Regions from separate parts of the Homo sapiens genome. Here all the other regions are linked to region 1. A link is a loop called in an ENCODE intact Hi-C map of the cell type or tissue named here. Cell type or tissue: CD14-positive monocyte. All regions are shown on one strand. Region 1 has its middle 18 kb from the start of RUBCNL. Region 2 overlaps RUBCNL (rubicon like autophagy enhancer). Region 3 overlaps RUBCNL (rubicon like autophagy enhancer).

Evidence for each region. Hi-C counts contacts between places; a loop is a spot of excess contacts. Peaks named below come from ENCODE experiments on the same cell type or tissue, not always from the same donor. Only the 100,000 strongest peaks of a DNase experiment are listed, where the experiment ranks them.
Region 2: it touches region 1 in a loop (2.4-fold over the local background); 4 of 110 quality-filtered maps call a loop at or near these places.
Region 3: it touches region 1 in a loop (2.3-fold over the local background); 3 of 110 quality-filtered maps call a loop at or near these places.

The regions. Positions count from the first base shown.
Region 1 is chr13:46,400,904-46,408,903 of GRCh38, forward strand. No RefSeq gene overlaps it. Among named protein-coding and RNA genes, the nearest start is that of RUBCNL, 18 kb to the left of the region's middle. RefSeq lists an enhancer at 816-905. In CD14-positive monocyte, no CTCF peak of the experiment used is centred here; DNase peaks (open chromatin) are centred at 3,178, 3,518, 3,978, 4,748 and 1 weaker place; H3K4me3 peaks cover 2,857 bases; H3K27ac peaks cover 4,855 bases.
Region 2 is chr13:46,351,876-46,359,875 of GRCh38, forward strand. RUBCNL (rubicon like autophagy enhancer) reads right to left here. Exons shown (of 15, transcript NM_025113.5): 9 at 7,611-7,756; 10 at 4,557-4,621. Among named protein-coding and RNA genes, the nearest start is that of RUBCNL, 31 kb to the right of the region's middle. In CD14-positive monocyte, no CTCF peak of the experiment used is centred here; DNase peaks (open chromatin) are centred at 1,106, 2,456, 3,046 and 4,186; H3K27ac peaks cover 4,589 bases.
Region 3 is chr13:46,336,377-46,344,376 of GRCh38, forward strand. It overlaps RUBCNL (rubicon like autophagy enhancer), which reads right to left. Exons shown (of 15, transcript NM_025113.5): 15 at 1-7,121. The coding sequence ends at 7,009. Among named protein-coding and RNA genes, the nearest start is that of LINC00563, 43 kb to the left of the region's middle. RefSeq lists an enhancer at 2,736-2,815. In CD14-positive monocyte, no CTCF peak of the experiment used is centred here; DNase peaks (open chromatin) are centred at 2,925, 3,875, 4,795 and 5,145; H3K4me3 peaks cover 3,134 bases; H3K27ac peaks cover 4,876 bases.

The DNA.
Region 1 (8,000 bases):
AAGAATCACTTGAACCCAGGAGGTGGAGGTTTCAGTGAGCCAAGATCGCACCACTGCACTCCAGCCTGGGTCAACAGAGCAAGGCTCTGTCTCAAAAAAAAAAAAAAAAATTCTATTTTCCTGCCGTCTGCAGCAGGATTGACTTCCCCATTCCTTGAGACTGACATCAAGCCAAGAATATCAGATTCTCCAAATGTGACCAGTTTGCCTTTCTTCAAATAATCTTGCGATGTGAAGGGAGGTTGCAGAGTCATAAATTTGACTATTTTTAAAAATTTTATTTTCTTTTTAGACTAAAAAGACTAGATCTGAGAGAATATTTTAAATTGACGTTGCGGAGAGAGAAACACAGGACTCTAGCCTTTGTTTTGGTCATCATAGCATAGATAGATACACACACACACACACACACACACCCTTTTATAGTATAAATGAAATGATAAATGTAAAGTACTTAGCACAGTGCCTAGCACACAGGAAACATCTGAAGGAAATTAAAGTATTTTACCCTAAAATATATTTCTTTGACATATTTTGAGATGGCTGCTCAGGGAGACAGCAAAGCTGTCTTGTGGGGGAGATTTGCATCTGCAGAAAATCTGCATTGATGCAACCAGGCCTTCCCTGGTCTACATGTGGGAAAGGTGAACTGAGAGCCTGCCACCTTTAAACATCTGAAAGAAACATTTACCTTCTATTTTCTCTGAGGGCTTCTACCAGTGAGGTTTTATTTACATGAACAAGACCACGTTTACTAGCCAGAGCTCCTCCTTCCTCTTTTTCTCTCTCTCATATAACTTACCTTGCCACTATAACCTGGTTTATTACCAGAACCTGTTTCTGGCCATGCTCTGAGCCCCCATGCTTTCTGTAACCTTCTGTACTCCACTGGGGGTTGGGTAATCATTCTGTGATTCTGCCAATGTACATATTAATAAATTTGTAAACATCTTCTGCAATTATCTGTCTTTTGCAAGTTGATTTTTCAAGGAAACTTCAGAGGGCAAAGGGGAAGTTTTCTCTTGGCCCCTACATATCCAATATATGGTAGCTATTATGATCAAAATACATACTTTAAGTCTGAACGCCATGGCTCACACCTGTAATCTCAGCACTTTACGAGGCCTTGGCCTCCCAACGATCACTTGCGGTCAGGAGTTCGAGACCAGCCTGGGTGACACAGTGAGACTGTGTCTCTACAAAAATTTTGAAACATTAGTCAGCCGTGGTGGCATACGCCTGTAGTCCCAGTTATTTGAGAGGCTAAGGTGGGAGGATTGCTTGTGCCCAGAAGTTTGAGGCTGCAGTCAGCCATGATTGAGCCACTGCACTCCAGCCCAGGCAACACAGTGAGAGCCTATTTCAAAAAAAAAAAAAAAAAAAAAAAAAAGGAGAGAGAGAGAAAAAAAAAGGAAAAAAATACATGCTTTACAGACGTGATGTGAGAGTTAAGTAACATGTGTAAAGCACTTTAGGATAGTGCCTGGCACGTGGTAGATGTTGAATACACCATAGCTTTCATGATGGTGATGATGATGGAGATGAGGAGGAGGAGGACAAGGAGGAGGAGGAGAGGATGGGAGGAAGAGAAGCAAGAGGAGAAGAAAAGGGGAGAGAGGGGGAAGATAAGAAAGGGGAGGGAGAGGAGGTGGTGGTTGGTGGGGAATTGGAGGGGAGAGGAATATAAAGTTTGACTTAAACAGGGATAACAACAGTGGGGTGCTGATAAGTGTTTAACAACCGGCCTTCAGCACACCACTGTGTAAGCGGCAGGATAAGATTAGTTCCAAGAGTCTCCAAGGCCGGTTTTGATGGTGACAGCATGAATGGGAGGTGTGAAGAGGTATGGCAGGAGCTCACGGAGCTTTGGGATTCTCCCATCCTTCCTGCCATTGCAATGACACTCATTCCACAATTAAGACTGGGTGTATCTTTATGGTTTAAAATGATAAATTTTATGTTATGTACATTTTACTATAATAACATTTTTAGTTAAAAATAACATCAACAAGAAAACTGGTGAGATCAAAATAAAATCAATTGTTTAATAGTTAAACAAAAACCCTGAGATATCCTCATGATAACCTTGTTTGGAATTAAGACAGAATCAAGAAGTCAAGCCACTGTAACTTGAAGCATTCCTCTTCAAGAACCTCTCCATCTTCTTCAGTTTCTGTTTTCTCTTTTTCCTCCTGTCCATCACCTGAATCGCCCTTTAAATTTGCAAGTCCTGAGAGTGGTGCCTCACCAAGGGCTCTCTGTGGGCCCTGCGTCTTTGCTGAGCTCACCCTAGTTTGAGCAGTGGTCAGGCAATAGTCAGTTTCTCCTGGCAGAGTCACCATTCCCTTATCTGTGCTCTTCTAAGCCTCTGGAAATTAGAAACTTCCCCTAAGCACTTTCTTTCCAGGAAGGAGACTCAAAATATTCCTTTTCCTGTGCCCCACACCTGCGTTCTCAGCACTCATACTTCTCCAGGTTATATTCCTGTTAGTTGTGTTAAGGTCTTTTTCTGTCCTTTAGTGATTGAAGCAGATGCATTCAATCTGAAATCTGAAAATCTTATATCAAATCTTGGCTCCACTTTGAGTAATGTATTAAAGTCAGATGAGCTTTCCTTCTCTCTTCTGTCAATAGAATTACCTTCCTATGATAAGACTTGGTGGGGGAATTAAGGAGGTAAAGTAATTTACTTAAACATACTTCAACAACCAACAATGATTATCATGCAACCAATGCAACCAAAACTCTTTCTTTGCACTTTTTTCTTTTCTTTTTTCTTTTTTTTTGAAACAGAGTCTCACTCTGTTGCCCAGGCTGGAGTGCAGCGGCGCAATCTCAGCTCACTGCAACCTCTGCCCCTGAGTTCAAGCAATTCTGCCGCCTCAGCCTCCCAAGTAGCTGGTGCCTGCCACCACACCCAGCTAATTTTTGTATTTTTCGTAGAGATGGGGTTTCATCATGTTGGCCAGGCTGGTCTTGAACTCCTGACCGCAGGTGATCTGCCTGCCTAGGCCTCCCAAAGTGCTGGGTTACAGGCGTGAGCCACCGTGCCCAGCCTCTTTGCACTACTTGAGGACCATCAAAGGCAATCGCACTCATGACTCTCAGTCTTACTTTATTGCATTCCATTTCCCCTCCCCTCAGCTTCATTTACACCCAGAGCCTCCTCCCAAGTGTCTCTCACTCTCCAAGTGCCACTTCTTACAGGAAGTTACTCAACACACAGTAGCTAGTGTTTGTGTCTATATTTTCGACAGCAACTGACACAGAGCCTACCACATAATGAGAGCTCCACAAACATTTGTGAAATTGAATGGAGTTTTATCAGAATACAGAGATCTTACTACAAAAAAACTAGAGTAAATAACTTTTTCTTCTAAAAAAAAAGTTCAACCTCAGTTACCTCTCTCATTGCTAACCTCATTCCCTCCCCCTTGTAGCCACCATCACCACCCCAGGGCAGAAAGGGCATCTGGAACATGATGTGGCATTTCCTTCAGCATCCCTACCCCCACCATTAGCTTAATTTGTTAGGACAGTGACCAGGGAGTGACTGCAATCAAAGGGAGGGTGCTGTGTGCTTCTCTCCAGCTCTGAAGTGCGGCTAACTCTCCTTAGGATGTAATCAGAGATTCTTCTTCAGAAGTCCTTGGCGTACTTTTCCTAGCTCACCACAACTATTTCTTCAGTTCACGTCCAAGAGGAATGGGATCATGTTGTATAAATTAAACATTTTGCTTCTCCTCTATCAACCCAGATCCATATTTATATCCACTATTGCTGTTCTGATGATGGAAGATTCCCATCATTGCTTCTTTGGTTCACACTCCAGCAGCAGAGTCATGCGTCTCACAGTCTCTAAGGCCACTATAGTAGTTACTGGATTAACAGTAACATCAAAAAAGAAGGAAAAGGAAAGAAGCAAGGCAGGAAGGGAGGAAGGGAGGGAGGAAAGGGAGGGAAGGAGTGAAAGAGGAAGTGAGAAAGGAAGAGGGGGGAGGGAGGAAGGAAGGAAGGGAGCTTATTCAGCTTATTGTCAAGTTCAAGAGAGGCTCATATTTCTTTATATATAGTAGTAATATTTTCAGAACCAAAAATGAGGATATAGCCTGATGAATGACATTTTCTGATTTTTAATTATACAATTCATAAAGTAATTAAAATTTTGCTAAATTTACTTGAAAACATGTATTAATTAGCCTTTATTGGAAAGAAAGCAATTTAATGTAATCATGTTTATCTGAAAAATTCATGAGATTAGATTATTTTGCTTATGTGGATTGGTTGAAGTGGCAATGGACATAATTCTTAAAGCAGCACAATTTTCCCTAATCAGTTTCTATTCCTGTGACTCTATCTTATGCTTTCTTATGAAATTGAAATGGCATCGAATCTACTTAAACACATTTCAAGAACCAACCATATTAATGCTGCAGTGAGCCATGATTGTGTCACTGTACTTCAGCTTCAGTGACAGAACAAGGTCCTGTCTCAAAAAAAAAAAAAAAAAAAAAACAGCAATAATTATAATGCAACCAAAACTCTTTCTTTGCATTTTTAAAGGATCATCAGAGGTGATCATAACTCTCTACCCTACTTCACCACATTTAGTTGAAGTAGGAGACCACTGGCAGGACTTATTTCTTGGTCCCCATGGTAAAGTAAAGAAACTGGCAGGAACCAGCAGATGGCCAGAAAAGTGATCCCTAGCTGCTCATTAGCATAAGACACTCCTACCAGCACCATGACAGTTCACAAATGCCATGACAACCACCCAGAAGTTACTGCCCCTTTCCTAGAAAGTTATGAATAACCTGCCCCTAAATTTGCATTAGCCCACCTCTTAATTTGCATATAATTGAAAGTGGATATAAATAGAGTTGCCAACAGTCCATAGCTGCCAACTTTGGTTGCCCTGACTGTAAGTTAGCCCTGCTTATCAAGGAGCAGTGCCATTCAACAAAAAATTGCTAATACCACTGGCTCACTCTTGAATTCCTTCCTAGGCAAAGCCAAGAACCCTCTCGGGCTAAGCCCCAATTTGGGGGCTCATCTATCCTGCAACACCTTTGCGCCTCCCTCCAATTTATTTACACCCAGAATCTACTCCCAAGCATCACTCTGTCTCAAATTCCACCTAAACTCTCCCAACATGCTTCTCTGTTTTATTATGCAGATTGACTTTTCAGACCCTTTCCCAATAAGCATAGAGTGATAAAGTGAGAGAAACTCAATGAGAAATTACAGGATTTGCTTCACTGGGTGCATAAAGTGGGAAAAGACTAGAATACTTCCATACTGATCATTTTTTGGCCTATCAAGTATTGTTTTATGCAATTCAACTTTTCACCTCCCAGAAACTTTTCTCAAAATTTTATGCATAGCTTTATAATTTAGTTACGTATTAAACTTGGGTCATCTCTTCCTTCTAAACTTAGAAAAGGAATATAACTGACTAATTAATGTTAAAGGTTTCCATAGACAAATAATCCAGTGGAACAAAAGAGAAAATCCAAAAACAGAGCCACATATATATGACCACTTGATTTGCAACAAAGATGCACTGCAATTCAATGGGAGAAAGAATGGCTTTTTCAGGCCAGGCGCGGTGGCTCATGCCTGTAATCCCAGCACTCTGGGAGGCCGAGGTGGGTGGATCACGAGGTCAGGAGATCGAGACCATCCTGGCTAACATGGTGAAACCCCATGTCTACTAAAAATACAAAAAATTAGCCGGGTGTGGTGGCGGGTGCCTATAGTCCCAGCTACTCGGGAGGCTGAGGCAGGAGAATGGCGTGAACCTGGGAGCTTGCAGTGAGCCGAGATCAGCCACTGCACTCCAGCCTGGGGGACAGAGCGAGACTCCGTCTCAAAAAAAAAACAACAACAACAACAAAAAGAGTGGCTTTTTCAAACAAAAGGTACTTGGGCATTTTTATATCCATGTGGAAAAGACCTGAACATTGACCGTCACCTCACACCATACACAAAAATAAATTTGAGGTGGATCACAGACCTAAATGTGAAACTTAATAAAGCTTTTTAAAAGAGCACAGAGGAGAATACCATAATGATTTGAACAAAGATTATTTAAACAGGACATGAGAAGCACTAGCCAAAAAGAAGAGATTGGTATTTGAAATAGAGCTATTCAATAACATCTATAATTTAGCTGAATTGTTCACATTAGTTATGGTTTATAATTATTGGGGATTCATAATGTATCATGAATGACTACACAGACATGCAGTTTCTTCATAGCATCAACGGTCTTTACAATTTGGTATGTTTTTGCTGTGGCTGGTACCGGCTTTTTCTTTCCATATTCAGTGCTTCCTTCATGAGCTCTTTTAAGGCAGGTCTGGTGGTGACAAAAATCTCTCAGCATGTCTGTAAATGATTTTATTTCTCCTTCGCTTATGAAACTTAGTTTGGCTGGATATGAAATTCTGGGTTGAAAATTCTTTAAGAATGTTGAATATTGGCCCCCACTCTCTTCTGGCTTGCAGGGTTTCTGCAGCGAGATCCGCTGTTAGTCTGATGGGCTTACCTTTGTGAGTAACCCAACCTTTCTGTCTGGCTGCCCTTAACATTTTTTCCTTCATTTCAACCTTGGTGAATCTGATGATTATGTGTCTTGGAGTTGCTCTTCTCAAGGAGTATCTTTTTGGTGTTCTCTGTATTTCTTGAATTTGAATGTTGGCCTGTCTTGCTAGGTTGGGGAAGTTCTCCTGGATAATATCCTGAAGAGTGTTTTCCAACTTGGTTCCTTTCTCCCTGTGACTTTCAGGTACACCAGTCAAACGTGGGTTTGGTCTTTTCACATAGCCCCATATTTCCTGGAGGTTTTGCTTGTTCCTTTTATTTTTTTTTTCTCTAATCTTGTCTTCATGCTTTATTTCATTAAGTTGATCTTCAGTCTCTGATATCCTTTCTTCTGATTGATCAATTCAGCTATCGATACTTCTGTATGCCTCACAAAGTTCTCCTGCTGTGTTTTTCAACTCTATCAGGTCATTTAACTTCTTCTCTAAACTCTTATTTTAGTTAGCAATTCCGCTAACCTTTTTTCAAGATTCTTAGCTTCTTTTCAATGGTTTAGAACATGCTGCTTTAGCTCAGAGGAGTTTGCTATTACCCAGCTTCTGAAGCCTACTTCTGTCCATTTGTCAAACTCATTCTCCATCCAGTTTTGTTCCCTTGCTGGCGAGGAGTTATGATCCTTTGGAGGAGAAGAAGTATTCTGGTTTTTGGAATTTTCAGGCTTTTTGCAATGGTTTTTCCTCATCTTCATGAATTTATCTACCTTTGGTCTTTGATGTTGGTGACTTTCAAATGGAGTTTCTGTCTGGATGTCCTTTTTGTTGATGTTGAAGCTATTCCTTTCTGTTTGTTAGTTTTCATTCTATCACTCAGGCCCCTCTTCTGCAGGTCTGCTGGAGTTTGCTGGAGGTCCACTCCAGACCCCCTTTGCCTGGGTTTCACCAGCAAAGGCTGCAGAACAACAAGGATTGCTGCCTGTTCCTTCTTGTGGAAGCTTCGTCCCAGAGAGGCATCTGTCAGATGCCAGCAAGAGCTCTCCTGTATGAGGTGTCTGTGGACCCCTGCTGGGAGGTGTCTGTCAAGCCCTGCTGGGAGGTGTCTCCCAGTCAGGAGGCACAGGGGTCAGGGACCCACTTGAGTAGGCAGTCTGTCCCTTAGCAGAGCTCGAGCAGTGTGCTGGGAGATCTGCTGCTCTCTTCAGAGCCAGCAGGCAGGAACGTTTAAGTCTGCTGAAGCTGTGCCCACAGCTGCCCCTTCCCCCAGGTGCTCTGTCCCAGGAAGATGGGAGTTTTATCTATAAGCCCCTGACTGGGGCTGCTGCCTTTCTTTCAGAGATGCCCTGCCCAGAGAGGAGGAATCTAGAGAGGCAGTCTGGCTACAGAGGCTTTGCAGAGCTCCAGTTTGCTCCACCCAGTTCAAACATCCTGGTGGCTTTGTTTATACTGTGAGGGGAAAAC
Region 2 (8,000 bases), 49 kb before region 1:
TGGAGTGCAGTGGCATGATCTCAGTTCAGTGCAACCTCTCCCTCCTGGGTTCAAGTGATTCTCCTGCCTCAGCCTCCCCGGTAGTTGGGACTACAGGGCGTGCCACCATGCCCGGCTAATTTTTGTATTTTTAGTAGAGATGGGGTTTCACTATGTTGGCCAGGCTGGTCTCAAACTCCTGACCTCAAGTGATCCACTCATGTTGGCCTCCCAAAGTGTTGGGATTACAGGCGTGAGCCACCACGCCCACTGCACTTTCTAACCTACTAAAATAAACACTCATTGACCACTTTTGGAAATGTGTCTAATAAAATACATTAACAAACAAAAGGTATAAAAACTAATGCAACAAATACCTGTGCACTCACCACCCAGCTTCAGAAAGAAAACAATTCAGTTGAAGTCTTCTATGTGCCCCTCCCTCAACACTAGGTTCTGACATGAACCAAGTTTGATATTTATCATTCATAGTTTGAGTCATGTACGTCTTTGTAACTAAAATACCATACAGCATAACAGAAATCTTAGTTGCCATATACTGGGAGGATTAATGAAATCATGGATGGGAAAGCAGCTGCTGTAGAACCCGTACACTGTAGATTCTGAAGATCATTTCCAAATAATGGCTTTAAAAATAAACAAGGCCTGGCCGGGTGCGGTGGCTCACACCTGTAATCGCAGCACTTTGGGAGGCCGAGGTGGGCAGATCACCTGAGGTTGGGAATTTGAGACCAGCCTGACCAACACGGAGAAACCCCATCTCCACTAAAAATACAAAATTAGATTGGAGTGGCGGTGCATGCTTGTAATCCCTGCTACTTGGGAGGCTGAGGCAGGAGAATTGCTTGAACCCGGGAGGCAGAGGTTGCAGTGAGCCAAGATTGCGCCATTGCGCTCCAGCCTGGGTGGGCAACAAGCGTGAAACTCCATCTCAAAAAAATAAAAATAAAAAATAAACAAGGCCTGGCTGGGAGCGACCACAGAAATGAATCTTGCTGAGTACTTACTCTGTGCCACAGATCAGTTAAATGTTTTACATTTACTATGTCATTCTGTGCTCGAAAGTCTGTGAGAGAGGGACAGTTATTTCCCCTATTTCACTGATGAAAGCACAAGACACTGAAGTTAGGCAACACGCAGGGCCACACGAACAGTATGTAGGCAGGCAGGATTCCAACCCAAGCCTGGACTGCGAAAGCTCCAGCCCACAGCCATCATGTCCCACTCCTCCTCCGCTGCATTCGATGGTGGGAAAGGGAGAGGGAGCTAACGCCTTTGCACTTGCCCAAATTGTCCCTCAGACCCAGGTCACACTCTGAGTTGATGTTTAAAAGCAAACAAATAAAGAGTTGTTTTTTGTTATTCATGATAGTTATGTTCTCTAGAGTCGCCATGAACACTGAATTAGTCAATACTGAACCACTGCTCCTGGGGGAAATTCAGGGTTAGGCACCTGTGAGCTTCTGGTAGCAACAGTTTCATCTACTCCTCAACACACACTCAATATCCATTCACTCATTCATCAAACTTCATTGAATACATGCTGTTATACTATCAATACAGAATACACTAATGTCCATCTTTTTTAATTTCCTAAGTCCTTTAACTAAAACAGAATACAAAGTGACCTAAACCAGTGGTTCTTGGCCAAGGGTGATTTTGCCTCCCAAGGGGCATTTGCAAATGTCTGGCGCCATTTTCAGTGGCCACTGGGAGCTGCTTCTGGCACCTACTGATGCTGCTAAACATCCTACAGTGCACAGGACCCCCCACGACAAAGTCCATGGTACTGAAGTTGAGAAATCCTGCTCCAAAACACAATTGTCCTCATTTTATGAAAAGTCAGCATCAGGGGGTTGGGTGGAAGAGAAATATTCTAGAACAGAGATGTCCGGTATAACTTTCCATGGGGATAAAAGTGTTCTATATCTGTGCTGTCCAATACAGTAGCCATGAGTTACATGTGGCTATTGAGTACTTGAAATGTAGTTAGTGTGACTGAGGAACTGAATTCTTAATTTCAATTAATTTAATTTTAAATAGCCAGGTGGACTAGTGCTACCATACTGCATAGTGCAGTTCTAGAATAAAGCTAACTAAAGAGAATCAATAACTAAATGCAATGTATGAAATTTGATTGCAACCTTGATGGAAAAAATAGCCATAAATGATACCTTAAGAACAAAAAGGACTAGGAAGTAGACAATATAGAGAATTGTTTTTAATTTTTTTGGTGTGATAACTTGTTTCTTATCCTTATTTTTGGGATATACTGAACTAGTAAAGGGTAAAATGTCATGTTCAGTGTGTGGAAATTGAAGGAGACTAAGGAAAACATGACAACTAAATTCTGAAACAGATAAAGGATGTTACTGAAAACCTGGTGAAATCTGAATAAAGCCTGGGGTTTCATTAATAGGACTGTACCCCATGCTAATTTCTCAGGTTGAAACTATGATTATGTAAGATGTTAGCAGTAGAGGAAGCTGGGTGAAGGGTGTACAGGAACTCTCTCTACTCTTTTTGCAACTCTTCTGTAAATCTAAAATTATCTCAAAGACAAAAGTTAAAAAAAATGTATCCTAGAAGCTAGAGGAATTTAACAGGAAAAGCCCAAAATTATTTCTATGCTGTCTACAATCTGGGCCCCGCCTACATCTGCAGCATGTTTTCTCCTCCTATTCTTACTCTCTGGCCACACAGGGTTTCTTTTACTTGCCACAGGCCCTTTGCACATGACGAACACCCCTACTTCTGTGGGCAATCACTTTCCGATGAAACCTCTTACTCCCAGCTTCTCAAGCTCAGATGAAGTTCCCTTGCTGTAAATCCCACGGCACTCTTGACTCTTTTGTTACGTACATCACTTTGTGTTACATACACTTACTTGGCTGATGAGTGTATCTTCCCTAAAAGATGATAAGCAAGCTCCCTGAGGGCAAGGCCACTGTACAAAAGTGCAGACACACATCTCCATACCTGAACAAGCTTAGGGAAATAACAAAAAGTTGGTGGAGCGATAGTCATATGTGTACAGTTTCTGACTCATGCATTCAATATTTACAGAAGCGCCAGGATACAGTGGTTAACCAAAGAGACATGTTCCCCACTAGATGTGCTGGGAAAATGACTCATTCAAAGAAAATCAGCAACAATGGTGATGCCCGTCAGGCATTATCATCCAGTGTAGGAGAGGAAGCCCAGATCGATTCCTGCTTGCTATTTTTATCTCTTGAAGTAGGAGCTCCTCATAGTCTTTTTCCTTCAAAAACCGACTATCAAAGGCTAAGGGAACTCTTTCCACAAAGCTCCTCTTTCCAGCCTTTTGCAGGTCAGACATACAGGTACCATCAGAGCAGAACAAGTGATTCCCAGTCTCAAGGGGGAAACTTGCATTTCTGACTGAGGAAAGCCCGAGCTTTTTTTTTTTTTTTTTTGAGACGGAGTCTCACTTTGTCATGCAGGCTGGAGTACAATAGTGTGATCTCGGCTCACTGCAACCTCTGCCTCCTGGTTTCAAGGAATTTTCCTGTCTCAGCCTCCCGAGTAGCTGGGATTACAGGAGCCTGCCACCCATGCCTGGCTAATTTTTTTGTATTTTTAGTAGAGATGTGGTTTCACAATGTTGGCCAGGCTGGTCTCAAACTCCTGACCTCAGGTGATCCACCCACCTTAGCCTCCCAAAGTGCTGGGATTACAGGTGGGAGACACCGTGCCTGGCCCAGGAAAGCCTAATCTTCTAGGCCTCAGTTGGCCCAGGAATGATCCTCTCAGGCTACCTCCTCAAACTCTCAGAGAAGTTTGGCTAGCTCCTTGTTAAGCCATTCCTTTACTCAACAAATATCTTTTGAAGACCTACTATGTGCCAGGCACTCTTCTAGAAGCTGGAAATAAAGTAATAAATACAACAGACAACACATGTGGCCTCACAGAACTTATAATCTAGTGTTGAAGACAGATAATAATAAGACATATTAGTAAAATATAAGAGACTATTTTAGAAAGACTGTGCTAAGAATACAAAATAAGAAGGAACTTCTAAGAAAATATTGTGCAAGAAAATAAAGAAAAAAAATAAGGATGGGTAATATAAAGCGTTCATGGGATTGTCTGTGGCCAGCAGTGGGGCAAGACAGGTATTTTAGATAGGGCAGCAAGGGAAGACCTCGTGACTTTGGAGTGAAAATGTGAAAGAAGCAAAGGAATTAGTCATGGGGGTGTCTGCAGAGAGAGCATTTGGGGGAGAGAAAACCACAAACGCAAATATGTCAGAAGTGAGCCTGGCATTTTCAAGGGGCAGCAGGAGGCCACGTGGCTGGAGCTGATGCCCAACAGGGAGAGAACTAGGAGGCTGGTCCTGGTGTCCTCGGTCCTAGTTGATCACACAGCCTTGTCAGTCATGATGGACTCCTCATGAAAAGGAGGGCAACTTCTCTGAAGCTCTTATAACAACTTCTCATCAAAGGCATCTCTCACACAAGCAATGCGCTGCCCTACTTTGCTATTCTGGACCTTGTCATCACATCATAAGCAGGCGATCCATTATCCGTACTTACTAGGCTCTACTGGAGTTCCACAGCCGGCACAGAAAAAATTCTGGGCTGCCACCACAAGGTCCCTCCTGAATACGAAAAATAATACTAGTTACATTTCAGAGAAGGCCAATGGCACATTTTTCACTAATTAGAAAAGAAATTGCCATCGTGATACTTTTCTAACTAAGGGCCTTAACTTTGTCACTTTTCATTTGGGAAAGAAATAGATTTATTCAATACAATTTTCTAGTTGAAATCCCTGGGTCTTTTAAAGCTATGACTAATTTTTTTTATTTTTCATTTTTTTTCCTGAGACAGGGTCTTGCTCTGTCACGCAGGCTGGAGGGCACTGGCATGATCATAGTTCACTACTGCCTCAAACTCCTCGGCTCAGCTCAAGCAATCCTCAGCCTCCTGTGTAGGTAGCTAGGACTACATGTACACGCCACCATGCCCAGCTAGCTTTTTTTGGCTTTATTTACTTTTTTTTTTTTTTTTGGTAGAGATAGGGTCTCTCTATGTTGCCCACACTGGTTTCGAACTCCTGGCCTCAAGTCATCCCCCTACTTCGGCCTCCCAAAGTGCTGGAATTACAGGCATGAGCCGCCGTGCCCAGCCTTAAAGCTACATCTCTTTAAAAGCTTCTGCTAGGCTGGGCACGGTGGCTCACGCCTGTAATCCCAGCACTTTGGGAGGCTGAGGCAGGCGGATCACGAGGTCAGGAGATGGAGACCATCCTGGCCAAACCCTGTCTCTACTAAAAATACAAAAAATTAGCCGGGCGTGGTGGTGGACACCTGTGGTCCCAGCTACTTCGGAGGCTGAGGCAGGAGAATGGCGTGAACCCGGGAGACGGAGCTTGCAGTGAGCCAAGATCGCGCCACTGCACTCCAGCCTGGGCGATAGAGTGAGACTCCGTCTCAAAAAAAAAAAAAAAAAAAAGCTTCTGCTAAAACCAAAGCAGAAGTCAGCGTCACTGATAACTCCAAGGGGTTTTTAGGGAGGTCTCGATGCCCGTGTACAGGGTTCCAGCTCCAGAGAGAACCAGAGACATGTTATACAAGGAAGACAGCTCAGGGAGGCCATACACCAAAAGATGATGCACTTGGGAAATTCACAAATGGATCTAAAGAAATTTAGACGAATAAGAGGTAACGTAAGACAAAGAAATCAAATCATTTCTGGTAAGAGATATTCCATTCCATTGAGGAATTTTCTTTCTTTTTTTTTTTTTTTTGAGATGGAGTCTTATTCTGTTGCCCAGGCTGGAGTGCAGTGGTGCAATCTCAGCTCACTGCAACCTTCACCTCCCAGGTTCAAGCAGTTCTCCTGCCTCAGCCTCCCAAGTAGCTAGGACCACAGGCATGCACCACCATGCCCGGCTAATTTTTGTATTTTTAGTAGAGACAGGGTTCTGCCATGTTAGCCAGGCTGGTCTTGAACTCCTGACCTCAGGTGATCCCGCCCACCTCGGCCTCCCAAAGTGCTGAGATTACAGGCATTGGCCACTGTGCCCGGCCTGAGGGATTTTCTATTGAACTGTTTATCCCATAGTTTTACATGTGACTTGGAAATACCAAGGAAATTGTAAAATTTGTTTACAGTTCAGGATCAGCAAAAGATGGCCAAGGTAAAAATATGCTAAATCTCTGCCCAGGTGCCATAGTGAGGACCTAGGAAACCCCTAAAGAAAAGATACCCCAGGCTAAGGAAAGCAACCTCTCACGATGCCTAGACAGGGAGTTCTGCCCAAGCAGCCCCACAGACTTTCTTGGCATTCTCTCAAAAAAAGAAAAACAAAAGAAAGATCTAGTCTATAAGGCACCTCCGTGGGGCAGAGTCAACCTCTCTCCAGTCCCTTGGGCACAGTCAACAACCCTCACCGGTCCCTTTGTAATGCTTGGCAGTTTGCACACCAAATTGAATACAAACCAAGAGGGATGGAAAAATTATACTTGGTTAAAATGTTTTGTGTATAATCTTTGATCATAATCTGTCCTATAGTCTCGGAACAAATTACAATTAAACTATTACTTTAAATTTATAGGTTTATTTCCTTTTTTGCATAATCTTAGTTGTTTTGTCTTTTAGAACTTTTGTTACTTCTTAGAGAACAAACATATTTTTATTTACATTTTGTTACATTTCTTTTGTTGGTTTTGAGATCGAGTCTCGCTCTGTCACCCAAGCTGGAGTGCACTGGTGCAATCTCAGCTCACTGCAACCTCTGCCTCCTGGGTTAAAGCAATTCTTGCTCCTCAGCCTCCCGAGTAGCTGGGATTAGAGGGCTGCACCCACCACACCTAGTTTATTTTTGTATTTTTAGTAGAGAGAGGGTTTCACCATGTTGCCCAGGCTGACCCCAAACTCCTGACATCAGGTGATCCCTGACCCCAGCCTAGGCCTCCCAAAGTGCTGGGATTATAGACAGGTGTGAGCCACCGTACCCGGCCTCTGTAACATTTCTTAACTATAAGTGCTTTCCCTAAGATTAAATGTTCCTTTTTTAGAAGTTTATTCATTCATTTTTATTTCACACTGATTGTTCTGGAAGATAAAGTGGTCCAGTCTTTTAAAATTATCATAGGCTGAGCGAGGTGGCTCACACCTGTAATCCCAGCACTTTGGGAGGCTGAGGTGGGCAGATCACTTGAGCCCAGGAGTCCAACACCAGCCTGGGCAACATGGTGAAACCCCATCTCTAATTTTTTTAAAAAGGAAACACATTTTAAAAAATTATTGTATATAATTTTTAAGTTTTGATATTAGCCACTTTTAAAAATCCCCTTTAAGCCTATTTAATTTTCAGTTGCTACGCAATATTGACAATTAGGGTTGCATAGCTGAATTCTCAACTTGTCAAAACTTACAGAGCCCCCAAAAGTCCATGGTAAACAAGAGGAAAAAAAAAAAAAACCTAAGCCAGAAAATACAGCCAACTTTCCTTTCCCTAAAACAAATTTTCCTGTGTTCTTTAGCATATGTATTTTTTTCACCTACTGCCATAGAGTCAGGTGGGATCTGTCACAATGTGATTTAAATGGATTGGAGGCCCAAGCAACAGCCCATACTTACTTGAGTGGTGGATGAATATTAAATATGATTTGAAATCTAGGAGGAGCCCAGTCTTCAGTCCCTCTGATCCTAGACTTAAATTTAATTTCCTGTACTACATTCATACTGGATTCAAAGTCTTTTCGGACACACTCTTCATTTACGACCTGCATAAGACATAAAATGATTTAGGAACAACTTAAGCATATTTCAAAGAATTTAAATTAAAGAAACATCTAAATGTATTTCCAACATTAAAATTTACCATGAAAAATTAACAGTGCTTTTAACTGAACTAAAGGGCATACCAAGAGCCCTCCACATCTCTAAAGCCATCTGCAAGAGAATTGCTTTAAACACCACCCAGATGAGATCACTTTTCTTAGTATTTTTAGTTCATTTATTTCCAGA
Region 3 (8,000 bases), 65 kb before region 1:
TCTCATTTATCATCTGTAATTTGTCATTAGTTTAAATGATCTATCATTTATTTAAAATGATATCTAGTCTATATGGTAAAATTTACAAAGAAAATTTTTGAAAATTATTCTAATCCCACTATACAGAGATAATCACCACCACAATATGATGAAATTCATTATAGTCTAGCTTTTCTTAGCTAGACTTTTTTATTTTATTATATTTTATTATAAAACAGTATTCTCTTTTGTTAAGAAGAATGCAAGCAACTGTGGTAGAGAGGTAGGTGAAGACAATACAGTGACTACTGAATTTAGATATTGCTAGTGACCTTGACGGTTTGGGTAGAATGGTTGAGATGGAAATGCTATTGTTGTAGGTAAAGGAAGAAAGAGGTGTGGAAGCGATGGCAAACATTAAAAACTGTTCTTTCAAAAATGTTGCTGTGAAGAAGATCATAGAGGTAGAACTGGAAAGGAATGTGAGGTTAAAGAATTTTTTTCTCTCTGCATATTCCTTTATTTTTTAATGTAAGGAATACTAGATAATATGGATAACTCAGAGGAGTAGAATAGTTTTTGATGTCTGCATGACTGTTATGGACTGAATATTTATATCTCCTCAAAAGTCATGTGTTGAAGACCTAACCCCCAATTGTGACAGTATTAGGAGGTGGAGCCTTTAGGTGGTGATTAGGTCATGAGGGTGAGGCCCTCACAAAGGGAATTAGTGCCCTTGTAAAACAGACCCCAGGGGGTTCTCTCTCTCTCTCTTTTCCTTTTTCTTTTTTTGGGGGCAGGGAGGGGGGACCAAGTCTCACTCTGTTGTCAGGCTGGAGTACAGTGGCGTGATCTCAGCTCACCGCAACCTTCAACTCCCTGGTTCAAGCGATTCTTCTGCCTCAGCCTCCCGAGTAGCTGGGATTACAGGCACTTGCGACCACACCTAATTTTTGTATTTTTAGTAAAGACTGGGTTTCACCATGTTGGCCAGGATGGTCTCAATCTCCTGACCTCGTGATATGCCTGTCTCAGCCTGAGGCATATATCTCAACTTTGGGAGTGCTGGGATTACAAGTGTGAGCCACCGTGCCTGGTCCGCTCTCTCTCCTTTCTACCATGTAAGGATACAGTGAGATAGTGCCATCTATGAACCAGGAAGTGGTCCCTCAATAGACATCAAATCTGCTGTTGTCTTGATCTTGGACTTCCTAGCCTCCAGAACTGTTAGCAGTAAGTTTCTGTTGTTTATTATCCACCTAGCGTAAGGTATTTTATTATAGCAGCCTAAACAGACTACGACAGTGACAAACCTGTTCCCTCAGTACTCATCCCCTGGACAACAGGTATCAGGACATCTTATGTTAGTCAGAGTAGGGTGGGTTACACTGTAGGAACCAGCCCCACAAAAATCTCAGGAACTGAACAAAATAAAGGTTTATTCTTGCTTGTAAAAAGTCCAATGCAGGCACCGCACTCCTGAGTAGTTCTATTTCAAACAATCACTCAGGGAGCTGGGTAGGGCCCTCAGGAATGTGGACCTTCAGGGGCTGCAGGAGCAAAGGGAGAATAAAGTCTCTCTCATAGCTTCCAAGAGACTTTCAAGGGCAGATAGAAAGGATCAAAGGCTGCCAAAAGTTCAGAGAGCTGTCCCCAGTAGAATAATGAGGTAAATGCAGATATCAGAGTGTAAGGAGAAGGGAGCATGTGTGTGCACGTGCAGTACGCTGAAGAATGGGCAAGATCGGGAGGGAGATGAAAAGGGGAAGCGCCCACCACTCCCATCTGCAGAGCCCATGCAAGAGTACAAATACAGGTCCACATGCCATATATCCAAGTATTTAAAATTTGAAATATGTTTTATCTTCCTACCATGGTGAATATCCCTTCATCAGGACCCGAGAAAGCAGGTTTGAATTTTGAAATCTTTGACTCCTCACTGCTCTGCTCTGGAGCATGGTGGCTCAGGTATAGCTAGCATTGGGCCAACCCCTGCCCCTCTCTCTTCCCACTTTGGCTCCATCCTACAAGCAGCTGCCCCTTGGCTGCCTCTTGGTCTTAGCAGCGCAGTTCACTTTCAGGAGGCTGGACCAGGGGAAAGACCTGAGCAGCCCTAAAAGTGGGGTTGAGACCACAGGGCAGGGGATTCTGTCTGGGGCTCCATTTGATCTAACAGGAGGGGTGGGGGCTTTGGGTGCGCTTGCCCTTTGTCTCCTCACCAATGGGGATGTACGTAGCCCGAGGAAGGCCAGAGCAGGGCCTCTTTCCAGGATGAAAGGGCAGTCCTGATCCCAGGCAAGGGATGCAAGAAGAACAAGACCATGGAGGCAGGAACACGGCAGGACTAGAAAAGAGGGGGCAGCCCTGGGGAGAAAGAAGCCTGGAAGCACAAGCAGAGGCCAGAAAATGTTCAAGGAAGGGCTGGGCGCGGTGGCTCACACCTGTAATCCAAGCACTTTGGGAGGCCGAGGCGGGTAGATCACTTCTGAGACCAGCCTGGCCAACATGGCGAAACCCCGTCTCTACCAAAAACAGAAAAAAATTAGCTGGGCATGGTGGCACATGCCTGTGGTCCCAGCTACTAGGGAAGCTGAGGCAGGAAAATCGCTTGAACCGGGAAGCAGAGGCTGCAGTGAACTGAGATCACGCCAACTGCACTCCAGCCTGGGCGACAGAGCGAGACCCTGTCTCAAAAAAAAAAAAAAAAGTGCAAGGAAAAATACACAATTTGCTTAACCTATGTGGTTAAGCTCTTCAATCCTCAGTCCCCTTGGCTTGGAGAGCTGCCCAGATATGCGAGGATGCAAAGGTTCTCGATTTCTCATGTTTGTGCTGAAGCTTCCCAATTGTGTCTGCAGCCTGCTACCTCAGCATTACTCATAAAAGTATTGTTTTAGTTTCTAGTGAAGTGAAAAAGGGGAACTACGGTTTTCCTTCCCATACCAGTTGAGAAATTATTTAAAGACAGAGATCCTTAAATGCTTGTTTTAAGGAAGCACGCTTCTAAAAATGACACACTTCACCCTCCTTTGGCGATGAGTTCAGGAAGGCTTCCTGCAGGTAGCATCTGACGGTGGCTAAGCCAGCCATGCAGGCTCAGACCTGGGGGCAGAAACTGAATGTCAAACCCCTTCCTGACATGTCTACCACGTTCCTTCCAGCAGGTTTGAATTCCGAAGTCTCAGACAAATGACCACACTCTGGGTGGTTTAAAACAACAGGGTCAGGCGCAGTGGCTCAGGCCTGTAATCCCAGCACTTTTGGAAGCCGAAGCAGGCAGATCACCTGAGGTCAGGGGTTAGAGACCAGCCTTGCCAACATGGTGAAAACCCGTCTCTACTAAAAATACAAAAATTATCCAGGCCTGGTGGCGTGCGCCTGCAATCCCAGCTACTCGGGAGGGTGAGACAGGAAAATCACTTGAACCCAGGTGGCGGAGGTTGAAGTGAGCTGAGATCGCACCACTGCACTATAGCCTGGGTGACAGAGCAAGACTCCATTTCAAAAAAACAAAAACAAAAACAAAACAAAACAAAAAAACCCCAGGAATTTATTCTCTCATAATTCTCAATGTCAGAAGTTTGAAATCAAGGGGTCAGCCATGTTGGGTTTTTTTTTTAAGGCTCTGAGGAAGAATCTGCCCCCTGCCTCTCTCCGGCTTCTGGGGGCTGCCAGCAATTCTTGGTGCTCCTTGGCTTGTAGATGCATCACCCCAACCTCTGCTTTTTTTCTTCCCTGCATCTTCTCTCTTCTCTCAATTTCCCTTTTCTTATAAGGACACCAGTCACTAGATCAAAACTCATCCTAATGCACTATGTCCTCATCCTAACTTAACCACCTCTGCAAAGACCCTACTTCCCAAAAGGCCACAGCACAGACACCAGCATAGACCTTTAACATATTCTTTCATGGGACACAATTCAACCCACAACAGTAGCTATTGTTCTAATCCTTGTATTACAGATTATAAACTGAGACCCAGGGAGTAACTTACCCAGAGATACAGAAAATAAGGGGTATGACTCAGTTTGTAATCTGTCTAGACCTCATTATTACCATTTGCCCTTGCTTGTACCAGGCCTTTTAGTGGGTGCTTCATTTTCATTTCTAATCCTTATCTCAACTGCAGAGAGTCATATCCCTCATTTTACAAACAGAGGCTTAGATAATTTAAATGGCTTCCCCAGTGTCTGAGTCTATTTGTGTTGCTATAAAGGAATACCTGAGGCTGGGTGATTTATAAAGAAAAGAGGTTAATTTGGCTTATGGTTCTGCGGGCTGTACAAGCATCGCACCAATATCTGCTTCTGGTTAGGACTTGTGGCTGCTTCCACTCATGGTGGAGGGGAAGGGGAGCCTGCGTGTGCAGACTCCCCTTGTATGGAAACAGAGGAGGCAAAGAGAGGGCAGGGAGGTGCCAGGCTTCATAACAACCAGCTCTCATGGGAACTAAGAGTGAGAACTCACTCATCACCACAAAGGTGCCACCAAGCTATTCTTGAGGGATCCACCCGCATGACCCAAACACCTCTTATTAGGCCTACCTTCAACACTGGGGATCAAATTTCACCATGAGGTTTGCAGGAGTCAAACAAGCCAAACTAGAGCACCAAGTCACCATGGGTAGGTAGAAAGTGGCATATTTGGGATCTAATCTGAAGTTGTGGCCAATAATTCTCACCCAGGTCAACACACCAGACATCTTTGGGATGGCTTGCTCCTCCTCATCCTATAGCCTCTGCCTTGAGATGGTGTAACTTCCTCCCTGCAGTTGAGAATCATGACTGTAAATGACACACTACTGGAATTGCCCATGTGAAGAGTGCAGAGGCAGAAAATGAATCACTGACCTTTACAGCACTGCAACTGATGCCTCACAGTGGGTAATGGTCTGACCAAGCATTCATCTTCTTTCCGGCAGCCAAGGAAGAGTTGAACAGAAAACCCACACAATCAGGAAGACCCATTAAACAGCTATATATGCCACAACTAATTACTTCCTTATGGGGTGCTCCATGTGGGCTGAAGATCACTTCCCTAACAGGTGCCTTCCTGGGAAGAAGCCTCTATTATCACATTGGAGAGGAACAAAGTCTCAGACAAATCCCATACTGCAGTTATTTAAATGACCTCATTCTTCCTCAAAATAGAAAATCAAAAGCATCACTTCCTGGCAACTGCTGTGCACTCTTCCTTAATATCAAAGATATGTAACACACACAGGCTCATCAGTGCCTTACAAACATACAAACCCTGAGCACAGAGCCCTTCAAGCAATGCTTGAGCCATAGCAGCTGCCTTAAATCAACACTGATGTGAGAAAACACTCTGCCCAATGCCACTTCTGCAAGTTGGAGCAACACTTACCAGTTAAGGTTGTTTTTACTCCTTTGTCTTGAAAAGACACCACAAAAGAAGCAGGGCCTAAGCATGGGCTTTGGAGGCAGGTGGACTTGAATGTCAACCCCAGCTCCATCATGCACTTCCTGTGGGAACCTAGGAAAGTTATTTCTCTTCTCTAGGCCTCAGTTTCCTTGCCTGTAAATGGAGATATAGACATCTGCCTCAGAAAGGAATGTGAACATACCACTCTTACCCTTGATTCTTAACAGGGAATAGGAGCAATGGGCAAGAATGAAACATTGTTTGAAGTCTGGTTTTATTTATTCTATGTGCCTCTACACTTCTATAATACTTAGAAAAGATCTGGCTTAAATAATGGATGTGAGCACAGTTCTGGCAGAGGCACTGCGGATGAGAAAACAATTGACAGAATGAGAAGACTGAATGAAAAGAGATTGACAGAAGTCATTCATTTCTTTCATGTGCTCAGTACTATCCCATTGAATAAAACACACTCATACACATGGCTGGATGGGGTTAGGGGACAATCTGTGACGCTTTATTGCCTGCCTGTGCTGTCTGAGAAAATCAAGGTAGGTTTAGTTAGGGCATGTGAATCCCAGGGAATGTAATGCCCAAGCCCTAGGTTGCAAACCGTTCAGTCTAAAGGTATACCATGAAGGGACCCAGCCTCAAGGCCCCTTTCTCAAGTGGGAGAAAGTATATAGAAAGTAGAAGAAAAAAGAATAGGCTCACATGTTTCAGGAAAACATATAAGAACTATTAGAAAAAAGAAATTCATAAAGGTTTTGTGATTCATTTAACCTTATTAGTCAATGTCTATGATTTTAATGTTATTACTAGAATCACACTGTTCATTATTTCCCCCAGTTCGTTTAAATCTGCAAATACCTTATGTTCAGTTTTACATCTGTTAAAGCAAGATCCTCAAGGGCAGGGATGGAATTCTACTCACTTCTGCATCCCTTGACATTGCAGTGTGTGGAACAGAGATGACAAATACAGGTTCAATTTGTGCCACCTGAAAGAGTGCCATCTAGAAGCAGTTGCTTCAAACTGCACTTCAACGGGACCCACACGCCCTGCTAAGCAACTCAAACTCATCATGAAATAAATCTGCAGAAGAAATGTGTACTCTCTATTCAAACTCTGAAGTAAATAAAATGTGTATGATTGACACAATCACAAAATGGCATTTAAGTGGAAGTCTGCTTCCTGAAGAAATAAAAGCCAGAGCAAACAGATTTGGGGTCATATTTTTGTTCACTGAAAGGACCAACCAGTTTCATCAAACAAGCTTTAGAGAAAGAGAAACTGAGTAATTCATCTTGTCAGTTACAGTTCACATATATGCACACACATACAAACTGGCTCAGCATCAGTGAAACATAACTATTCAAATACAAAAGTATAAAAAACCTCTTTAAAAAACCAATAGCAGCCAAAACAGAACATTTGTAAACAAAACCACAACTATCAGCCCTGTGCTTAAACACAGAATCTGCATTCTTTTGAAACATTAAGTATATGCAATAAAGAGAATATAGACCATCTTTTTCCTTAATATACAATACCCAATATCTAAAACAATGTCACCAATAATAGACACAAATCGGTGTTATCATAAGGCATGTTGAACAGTCTTTTTCACAGTACTCAGGGGCATCATGTTGCTGCAGAGGCCACACTTTCCAGAAGTTTTCTCCTCGCTGTGATCCTCGCACACCGGGGGCACTCGGAGGACTGGAAGCACTGTTTGTGAAAGCAAGCCCTGCACGCTGCAAGCAAGGAAGAGAGCCGTTAGCAAACGGTCTATCTTGTTTTCTCACATTTCTGCAGACATTCGTCTCCATCCTAGGGAGGGAGAGGGGTCTGAATCCAGAGCCCAGAGTCTTCTAAAAAGAAACCAGCCAGGCTGAAACGCACGTTTCAGCAGGTCACATTTCAGCAGACCTGTTGGACTCTTCCAACAGGTCATGAACAGGAGGCTCAGAGAGCCTGATGTAACGGACACTGCAGTGCCCCCTGGATCTGCTCAAGCACTGAGGCAGGCGTTTCCCCAGCTGCCAAGAGAGGTGGTGGCTGATAACTCTTGGGAAGCCACATTGTTTCTCTAGATATGGCCCTACATCGAGAAAGCTGCTTTGTCCCCTTCCTGGCACCAGCCTGCATTCAATGACTGATCACTATATAGTGAGTAGGCCGGCCCCAATTTGTCCCCAGTTTGGAACAATGCTGAAAGGCCACCAAACTCCAGAGCTCCCCGTGAGATGAGCTGAGGGCTCCACTGCAACCCCACCACAGTTCAACTTCTCCCTCTCCCAGTCTTGCTGCCTGCACACCCCTACAGGTATTAAGTTGAAGAACATGAAACTTTTTGTAGGCAAGTCTCTGCCCCAGAGTCTCTTTGCTGGGGAGCCAGTCCTGCAACACTGCCTAAAGGGTTGGGGAGACAACACTGGAGTGGCCTGAGAGGAGGATATGCCCCTATCAAGGGTGAAGGCAGAGTTCATTACCAGGATCTCTCCCATTAAACAGAGTTTACAGAACACGGGATTCTCTCGGGCACTAATACCACAGAAGGGTCGGCAACCTTTTCTGTAAAGAGCCAGATAGCAAATGTTTTAGACCCTGAGGGCCATGTGGTCTCTACAACA